Regions from separate parts of the Homo sapiens genome. Here region 2 is linked to region 1. A link is a loop called in an ENCODE intact Hi-C map of the cell type or tissue named here. Cell type or tissue: ascending aorta. All regions are shown on one strand.

Evidence for each region. Peaks named below come from ENCODE experiments on the same cell type or tissue, not always from the same donor. Only the 100,000 strongest peaks of a DNase experiment are listed, where the experiment ranks them.
Region 2: it touches region 1 in a loop (2.8-fold over the local background); 7 of 110 quality-filtered maps call a loop at or near these places.

What each region holds. Positions count from the first base shown.
Region 1 is chr6:35,014,826-35,019,825 of GRCh38, reverse strand. It overlaps ANKS1A (ankyrin repeat and sterile alpha motif domain containing 1A), which reads right to left. Exons shown (of 24, transcript NM_015245.3): 11 at 1,767-2,353. Among named protein-coding and RNA genes, the nearest start is that of TCP11, 120 kb to the left of the region's middle. RefSeq lists an enhancer at 1,545-2,148. In ascending aorta, CTCF peaks have their summits at 1,837 and 2,038; DNase peaks (open chromatin) are centred at 1,805, 2,236 and 2,785; H3K4me3 peaks cover 3,374 bases; H3K27ac peaks cover 5,000 bases.
Region 2 is chr6:35,089,642-35,094,641 of GRCh38, reverse strand. ANKS1A (ankyrin repeat and sterile alpha motif domain containing 1A) reads right to left here. Exons shown (of 24, transcript NM_015245.3): 24 at 3,236-5,000. Among named protein-coding and RNA genes, the nearest start is that of TCP11, 49 kb to the left of the region's middle. In ascending aorta, no CTCF peak of the experiment used is centred here; DNase peaks (open chromatin) are centred at 2,121, 3,111 and 4,701; H3K27ac peaks cover 4,774 bases.

The DNA of each region.
Region 1 (5,000 bases):
TGGGTAAGAGTCACTGATGTTTTTCTCTCTTGACCTCTATGGCCATTTCAGAGCACACTGCACTTATCTTCACCTTCCTCTTAAATTTATCTTGAAGTTTTCCTATAGCTGACTGTAAATTAGTAAAACTCTGTTTTAAAAAACAAAGGTAGAGCATACATTCCTACAAATATACACACTCCAGTGTGTAATCTCCTGGCACCCCCCTCCCCCAGAGCTATCTCACTCATAGTGACTTTCCACAAGTGGCCAGGCATCTAGCACAGGCTCACCAAATCTTTGTTTACTAAGCAATGAAAATCTTTTGCACAGGATTCCTCTGTCTCTGCCTAATCAGAATCTTAAGCTTCATCTTATACCTTATCTGGAGGTAGCGCTGGAAGCACAGCCCCCACCCCCAACCCAGTTCCTTCACTGGAAATGGATTGGCTTTGGTTTACATAACTTTCCAGCACCTACCCAAATAGAGTTGGGTAGGGCATTAAGTGTACAGATTGTTCAAATGGACATGTCAGCTGTAGTGTTCCCCTCCTCTTGGAGAGCTAAATGGAGTTCTTGAAATTATTCCTCAGAGACAGACCCAGTCCACTTCAAAGGCAGCTTCCACTCAGTAAGAAGCTTGCAAGGGTGGTACTTTAACATTCCCATGGTGTTTACCTATCTTTGAGAAACACATTCTTCTGCTCAGCGAGACATGCCATAGGTCACAGAGAAATTGGTACATATTTCCAACTAATAATGGCTATGAAAGAAAACTGGGCCTCTGACTCCCAATGTTTTCTACTCCCCAATCTTCATTTCCTGAACCACTTATCCCTCTTCTGCCTGACCAATCTGGGAATGTGGGATGGGCAGGACCCTTCTGCTGGAAGAAGTATTTGGCCTTCCAGGACAGCACAGTAAGAATAACCATGGAGAAGCAGGGAATAGAAAAGCCTTCCTCTTGCAGCTATAAAAAAGAATGAGCTCGTGTCCTTTTCAGGCAACATGGATGCAGCTGGAGGCCATTATCCTGAGTGAATTAACACAGGAACAGAAAACCAAACAGTGCAGCATGTTCTCCCTTAAACATTGGGTACTCATGGACATAAAGATACAACAATAGACACTGGGGACTACTGGAGAGGGGAGGGAGTGGGGGCAAGGGCTGAAAAACTAACTATTGGGTACTATGTCTACTACCTGGGTGATGAGATCAATCGTACCCCAAACCTCAGCATCATGCAATATACCCATGTAACAAACCTGCACATGTACCCCCTGAATCTACCATAAAAGTTGAAATTATATATATAAAAAAGAAAAGCCCCCTTTCAGCAGCTTTCCCCCCAGACTTACCCTGTCCTCCCCTAAACACCCCTCACACCTCTCAACTAACCCTGGATCTTCTCTTTTTCTCCTGAAGGACTCATAGGAAGTACTCCAGCTCTTAAGCATCTCCAGGGTGAGCATGATTCTCTCAATGGGGCTGATGGGATCCAAATATTTCCAAACAGCATGTCATTTCTAGAAAGTGCCCCTCCCTCAGCCCTGCTCTGCTGGGGCCTCCACCCTCTAATTTAACCATTAAGGACCTGTCCTCTGTGATCCAGACTACCTGAGGCTCGCCTCTTCTTACGATTGTCAGAAATACATTAGTTACGGAGTGAAGGAACCAGAGCAACCTTGCCCAGATCCTGGGCCTGAGAGTTGGCACTCACGGGAGCTGTGGTGGGCTGCGGCCAGCCTGGCCAGCCCAGCTCCCTGTGACGTCATGTCGGCCTTACCTCATCCCACTCCGAGGCGAAGGAGGGTGACTTCTCTAGCCTTTTCTTCCCAATGCTGCAGTTGGATAAGGACTCACTCCGACTCCCCATGGTAGCGTCCTCTGTGGGTGAGCAGGTCAGGAGATCAGAGTCAGACTTGGACAAGCTGCGGCTGAGTTTGAGTTCAGCTTTGGGTTTGCTAGTGGGAGGCGCTCGGCTCCTGGCCCCACTCCGGTCTCCTTCCTCAGCACCACCAGGGTGCGGAGATGCTGTGTGAGTCAAAGTTTCAGGGTGCGAGCGGCTGTTGGTGGTGGGCAGGCCTGTGAGGTAGCCCACTCTCTTGCTCTGGTCCAGGGCACTGGGCTGGGAGGCTCCAGGAGCATGCACACCCGTCTCCTCCAGCTGCATGCTGGCCTTGTGGCAGGCGCCCTGCTGGGGGGACCCGTCTGGATGGCTCTGGCCAGCGGTACAGAGCAGCTGGAAAGGGTCCTGCCCCACCTCGCACACCGGGGAGGAGCCGTGGAGGAGGCCTGAGAACTGCTCTGGGACCTGCCCGTCCTGCCCCTCCGCAGAGTCCTGGCTCCGGCTGCTGCTGCTCCGCCTGTGGTCTTGGAGTGGACGGAGAGACAGAGAAATAAAAAATTAAACGTGGCAAAAATCAACAAAGTTCCAATGCAGCAAGCATATGGCAAAGCAGAGGAATTCACAGAGAAACAGAGAGAGAAACTGGATAGGCTGGGGAGGGGGAGAGGAGAGAAGAAGAGAGAGGAAGGAAGACAGTTTTCATATTGTTCTTAATGTTCAATTTGTACCCAAAGTCAGAGCATTTATGAAATTCCAAACACTGGCCTGATTAATGCTATCTGGCAGCCTTCCCTGTTGTTAGATTTCTGTTAACATTAACGACCAGACCTTGCTATATAAGGCGAGAAGAGTGTTAAGTATAACCTAGAGAAAGGACACAAGTCAGGACAGAGTGAGTGAACATGAAGCAAAAGTAAGAGCACCAGTGAGCAAGCGCGAGCAGGGAGACCCACTCCTGGAACATCTGATACATTTCCATAAAGGCCAAAGTGTTATTTAAAGGCCACCCGCCCTCCCTTCCTCTGGCAAGCAGCAACAGAAAAAAAAAAAAAAAAAAAAAAGAGGTCATGATCCACAACCTGCAACTTCTGGAATTCCTTAACAGAAACAAAACGGCAGAGAAATAACTGCTTCCTTCCTCGGAGGGGGCCATTCCGAGTTCCACGCCTCATCCTTCCTTCCTCAGGGAGCACAGACTTTTCTTTCTCTCTCTCTTTTTTTTTTTTTTTTTTGAGAATGTGCACATCTTGCTTCTTCCAAAATCTCCCAGCTGCTCATATTTGTTTAAGTTTAACCTTAGTTGATCCACTGAAAACAAAATGGTCTAATTTGTCAATGCCAGGAGACATTTGCAGTTCTCTCGAGACTTCCCTAACATCCTAGAAATCTGACACTACTAGCTCATGAGGCCAGCTACTACTGTACACTCAAATACCTCGCCCTGAAGTAGCATAAATAATTGGCCAAATCAGAATCTAACATCAGCACTACACTGGCACACCCAGGGGCTTTCCTTGCATGAACTCAGCCCCATTAAAGATTTTAACCCACATCATCAGAGTAAATAACACTATGTCCAGCACTAGCTCACATTCCATAATATTCAACTTAACCTTCTCTATAAGTGGGATCTATTGCACCTATACCAAACAATTCCCTAGTTTGCTCAAAACTCTCAAGAACTATTCATGAGCTCAGAGAATCTTAGAACCAAAAGGGTCAACTATGTTTACAGATGAGGAGTCTTAGTGGTTACCCCAGGTGGTGCAGGAGAAGACTTCAACCTAGAAGCCTGAAGATCTGGCTCTGGTCCTGGCTGAGCTGTTCTCTAGCTGTGTGGCCTTGGCAGTGATTTCATCTTATTGGGCCTCAGCGTCTAAAGTGACTGGGCTGGGCTGCATGATACTTAAAAATCCCTTTAATGTCATGATAGTGATGAGAATCCAGGTCTCCACCATGTCATGATGGCACACTTCTCCCCCTTAGGGATGTGAGATGCCTGCCTGGGTACCTCTCCTGTTGCTGTCTACACAGCACCCACTCTCCCTCATCAGCATGCCTGAAGGCCCAAAGCCCCTTCTTGAGGTTCAGTTCTGCAACTGGAGAGGGTAGCCAGGTGAGGAGGGGTGCAAAATGAGCAGTGCTTTATAAACACAATGTACTAAAACACAGTCTCCAATGCCCAAGCATGACGCTACTCTCCTGCAACAGTGGTTTTTTCAAAACAGCCTTTAAGAAATGTCTCAACAACCAGCTCTCACAGTGAGCCCAACTCGCTGAGGTCTGAGCAGGGATACAGTTCTCCCATCGCCCCCTCTCCCCTCCCAGCTCCAGAAGAGCAGTTCAGTCTCCACAGTCTGTTCAGCTTTTCACGAGTCTAGAGAAGTGGCCAGGGGCAGCCAATTAGCTCCACTTTATGGCTCTGATTACTTATCCACAGGAGCACAGAAGCACCAACTTTGGCATCTCTCTCCTCTACACTTCTTTATTTTTTTTTTGAGACCAAGTCTTGCTCTGTTGCCCAGGCTGGAATGCAGTTGCACACTCTTGGCTCACTGCAACCTCTGCCTCCTGGGTTCAAGCGATTCTCCCATCTCAGCCTCCTGAGTGGCTGGGAGTACAGGTGTGTGCCACCACGCCCAGCTAATTTTATTGTATTTTTAGTAGAGACGGGGTTTTGCCATGTTGGCCAGGCTGGTCTCAAACTCCTCGCCTCAAGTGATCTGCCTGCCTTGGCCTCCCAAAGTGCTGGATTATAGGCGTGAGCCACTGTGTTGGGCCCCTCCTCTACACTTGACCACTTTGGGACTTTCAAACTTGACCACTTTGGGACTTTCACACCTCAACTCAACTTAAAGGTCAGGTCCTGAGCAATGAACAAACCCTGAAAAACTTGAATCCTTTCTCTAGGGAAGAAGGAATGCTGATTACATAAGAGTTTCATATAGCTTAACCAAGGCCCCAGGAAGCCACGACTCATGGCTACGAATATTACATATAACAACTGGCAGCCAGAACAAAGCTACCCAGTGATGTTGCATGGTGGGGCTACAGTGAGGATGACACATGACCATTTAATGTGGTTCAGGTCAATAGTACTTCCTAGGAGAAGCTGATGGGGAGAGTTAATCAGGCTGTAAAATTTGCCATCTCTGGGACCACATTCTAATA
Region 2 (5,000 bases), 75 kb before region 1:
GTTATTGTATTTTTTTAGTTCTAGAATTTCCAATAGGTTCTTTATATCTTTTATTTCTTTGCTCAGACATTTGACTTTTTCTTTTGCTACAAGTGTGTTTATAATTATTTGTTGAAACTTTCTTATGGCTGCTTTAAAATATTTGTCAGATAATTCTAATATCTGTCCATCTTGGTGCTGATATCTTTTTTTTTTTTTTTTCCAGACGAAGTCTCACTCTTTTGCCCAGGCTAGAGTGCAGTGACGCAATCTCGGCTCATTGCAACCTCTGCCTCCCCAGGCTCAAGCCATTCTCCTGCCTCAGGCTTCCGAGTAGCTGGGACTACAGGTTTGTGCCACCATGTCTGGCTAAGTGTTGATATCTATTGATTACTGCCTTTTAAATTCAGATTGAGAGTTTTCTGGATATTGGTATGATAAGTGATTTTCTATTGAAACTTGGACATTTCTGTTTCTCATTCTTATTTAAACCTTCTCTTTTAGCTGACTTTGACACCACTCTAGCAAGGGAAAAGGAAATAGCATACTACTGCCAGGTTGGGGGTCAAAGCCCAGCTTCCCCACCTGGCCTCCACTGACACCTGAGGTGGGAGGCTGCTTGTTACTGCTGGGGTGCCGTGGCACTCCCGGCTGCCCCTGTAGTTTCCACTGACTCCCAAGGCGGGAGCAGCATCACAATCACTGGGCGCTGGTGAGCGTTCTGTCTCTTCACCAGGCCCCCTCTGACAACATGCGTGAGGTTGTTGGGCACCTCATTATAGCTTTGTGAGGGCAGAGGTCTTGGCCTTTGCTGATCTGGGTGGGGCCCCATTTTTCCTGTGGTGCTTGGCTGGAGTAGAGCAGTTATTTATTGTCTAAATTTTCTGTCTTGCTAAGCTGCCCCTTTCCTGGTCCTCTGGCTGGGAAGAACAGGTTTTTGTCTGTGCCCACTGGTGTTTCCACTGGGGGTTTTAATCGTACTTAGTGGGAAGAGCAGGGAAAAGAGCATCTACTGATCTTCCGAGACATAGGCGTTAGTTTACTTTTGATAGCTGTTGTCAAGGTGTCCTTGTTACATGTGGTGCACATGTTAGTTTTCCATTGTTTCTTTTTCTCAAAGGTGCATTTTGCTATGCAGAAATGTTTAGTTTTTATAGACTCAAATATATTAATCCTTTTTAAAAAATGGATTCAGGGTTTTATAACGTTTGGAAAGGCCTTTCTCAAACCACGCTTATTAAAAAAAAGCCTCCCATTTTCTTCTAGCTTTGAGTTTTGTTTGTTTTTTTGTTTTTACATTTAAATATGTGAGCCATCTGGAATTTATTTTGGCATAAGTTGGAACAGGAATCTCCCTGCACTCCCTCCTCCTTGGCTGCCCAATTGTCCCAGCTCCATTTACTGAGTAATAAATATTTTATGGTGTTAGGAAAATTCTATTTGGTAAATAGTTGTTTATAATAGTGTTCCTAACAGCCGAATCCTGAAAAAAGCGGTCTCAAAGTCGTAGAGGCTGCACGGAGGAAGGGATGGTTCAGACTTTAGCTTTCCTTGTTGTTAGTTGATGACAGTGGGTGCAGTGTGAGCCCCAGGCTGAACTGCATGACACACTAGATAGTCGGCCTGTCCCTATTTATGGGACTTGGATACCCTCTGGGTTCAGGAAGTCAGGGGTGGCCATGGCTGACTAGAGGGTGTTTTGAGCTGCCTTGGAAAGTGCTCCAGCTTGAAAGTTCCTCCTCCGTGGCCTGGTCATTGCTGAGGATTGATCTATCCCAATTTTCAGTAGTAACAACCCAGCTGTCTAGGAGCCTGAGCATCTGTGAAGGGGAGGCTCATGAGGATGTGGAGGAGTATGACAGAAATGAGCCCCTGAAGGGGGAGAAAGGAATGAGTGGAAGAGGCCAGGGATTGTGCCTCACACAGAGGCAGAATGTGTAAGGTGGTCCCAGAAGGGATGATGATAGCAGCTATGTGTCCTGGTGCCCTGATGACACTAGTTATGACCTGACCTTTCTCTTCTGGCTGTCAGGTTTCTTCTGCTTAGGAAAGAGCGCCATAGCCAGGGAGCCAAGGGATGTGGGGATGAAGAACCCCTCTGGAATGTGAGGCCTCCCCCACTGGGCCTCAGTGGACTTTCCCAACTCAACGCAGTGTGGCCTACAAAGCCCTAGTTGGGAGTTACAACCTGGGATTTGGCTCTCTGCCATTCGCTGGCAGGCTGGCTAGGAGAGAATCATTTTCCAAGTCTGGACCTTGTTTTCTCTACCAATAAAAGAGGTTAAGTTTTAGACATAAACAACTATTGTTTATGTTCAATATGGGTACTGAACTAGATAAGTGAATTTTCTTTTTTAAGGCCCTTTTAAGAAACGGAAGCGTCCACAGAAACTCAGGAATAAAAGCGTTCAGTGCTAGGCAGCTGGGGTTGAAACAGGCCTAGGAACAGGGGCTCTGGCAGCTGGAGCCACTGGACCAGATGGGGCTCAAGGTCCCTCCCGCTTTATGAATAGAGGCCCTGGGCCCTGCTTTATGAATAGAGGTGACAACACCTGTCCGGAAAGGAGTGGGGCTAATGAGATGGTTGCCTGGAAAGCTAGCAGAGCTGGAACACAGGTGCTCCATCAGTGAAGGGGCCAAGGTGCTCCGTCAATCAGTGAAGGGGCCGCTATGACCGCTTGCTTGTGCTTTCCCAAATTCTCCCCTTTAAATACAGCTCAGCACCCTGCCCCTTCCTCTCCCTGCCACCAGCCCTCTGGGAACACTTTGCCCTCTGCATCCCTACCATAGCACGGCTTCGGGCTGGTAGCTAGTTGTTTATGTCTAAAACTTAACCTCTGCAATCCAAGCAAGTTCCTGAAAGGAGAGCACTTTCTTTCACAGCTCTAGATCCCCCAGGCTGCCTGGGAGGCAGATGTTCGGTTCATGTCTATGGGTGGACAAGCCCAGACCAAGAGGCAGAAGAGATGCCACTGCAGCAGTAACTAGAATGTGGCCCTGGCTTGGTGTTCACAGAACGATGTTCCTAAGGAGGGGAAGGTGAATCCTGGGGCCCTTGCGCCTCACAGCACAGCTGTAACTAACTGTTTGTTAGAGAGTGCGAGACAGAAAGCCAAACAGCCAAGCTGTCGTCATCTCAGCCAAACGGTGTAGGATGCGAATCACTGATCCTGAGCCTGCGTCTCGCCTGTGCCCACGCCTCTGCCAGAAAACCATCAAGACGCTTTCCAATTCAAAGACTCAGAAGAATTAAGGCTGCGTTCATGTCGCTTCTCATTTATTAATTCAGTCTGTTCTAAGTTGTGTACAGTTATGAAAATAACAAAACCAAAGCTGGAAGCCCAGAAATATTTACACTCTCTTGGGTACTGAGGTCAGTCTATGTTGTTGCACAGATTGGTTATGTTTGGTACCTCAAAGTGTTTATAATTCAGACAAAATCAGACAGATTAACAATTTTATATACAGTAAAACAAAAGGGAAAGTCATTCAAGTATCAAAATACAGAGACAAAGATTAAATAACATTTTCATTACAGTTCAGTCCATTGCCACACCATGAGCAACAATACTTCTGAGCTGCTTTCTGCTGGCCTGGGCATCTCAAAGACAGACCCAATTCAGACTGGTTTTCTAATGTCTCTGACTGCAGCTCTGCCTGCTCCCTGCTCAAACCCGAGCATCTCGGGAACTCCCATTAGTGTCTGACGCTGGAGGGCCCAGGAGGGACGCAGAGAGCTGCACACGCAGAGCCTGTCGGGAAGGTCTTATGCGCTGAGCAGCTGGTGGGCAGGGGAGAAGAGGTGGACAAGAAGCCTGTGGCTGGGACAGGTACTGAGCCCATCTGAAGTCTCCCACCCGAATGGGCTCCTTCACAGTTCAGAAACGCAGCGACAGGGTCTGCCCCTGGTGTGACCTGCACTTGGAGAAGTGCAAAAGTAGGGGCCTTCCCACTTGAAGCCTGTCCTTAAAGTTATAATAACCTTTCTAGGAAAGGGAGACTACCCATCCCAGAGGAGAAGAAAAGAAAGAAAGGCCCAGTCATTTTCCTTTCTTGAATATTCAGAAATAAACCAATCTCTAAACAGAACCCAGAGCTAGAGCAGACTAGCCAAGGCTTCCAATATGAAAATACCCTGAATAAATAAAGATGATATAGCAGCTTCAAGCAGAAGAAACACCTATGGATGATCTAAGCACAAAAGACAGCTTGAGGAGTGCATCGTAGTGTCTGCGGTTTCTTTCGGACCTACCGCCCCGCCCCCGACAGAGGCCCACTTGGATGTGGCCTGGCCCCTTAGGAGGAAGACGGGCACCAGCATGTGCGCAGTGGCAGCGCAGTCTACTCTGGATGCTTTAGGGTTCCTGGTCAACTCTTGGAAGAAAGCCGGGGCCGAGAACTGTACAGCGGTAGCTCATGGGCATCCTCACAGGCCCTGAAAGGGGCAGGAAATGAAGTAAAACTGCAAGGTGTCGAGATCTTCGTTTAGTACCAAGAAGTGGAGGAGGGCCTGCCTCTACCGCAGAGAGAGCTGAGTCCCAGGCCCCAACCTGCTGGGTGCTTAGCAGATAGAAACCCACAAGGCCTGGCCTCTAGCCAGTCAGAGACACAGCCCCACTTCTGATTTCTGGCCAACCACATGGGTTAAGAATGTGCCTAACAGTACTCCCTGCACATACATACCAACAAAGAATTCAAATTCACAGCCTTTGCTGGCTGGGAAAGAGGAGTGTTGCTGAAGCCTGGATTATTCATCCTGGGACCTGATTGACCTATGCCAGGAAAGCTCGGAGCCTGCTAAAGTGCCCACAGGAGGAACTGGGCACACAGCTGAGCCAACTTTGCCTCTCAAATCCACAGCAGTTTCCCCTGCATTTCTACTCTAGTCCAGAGGGAAGAATGCAACCCAAGTTACTTTTAAAAACAAAGCGAGCAGCAGGAAAGCTTAAGAAGCAGAGGCGCACCGGGATGCCAGCCTGCCCCAAAGGCCACGCGGGGGAGCATCGATGCACTGTCACCTT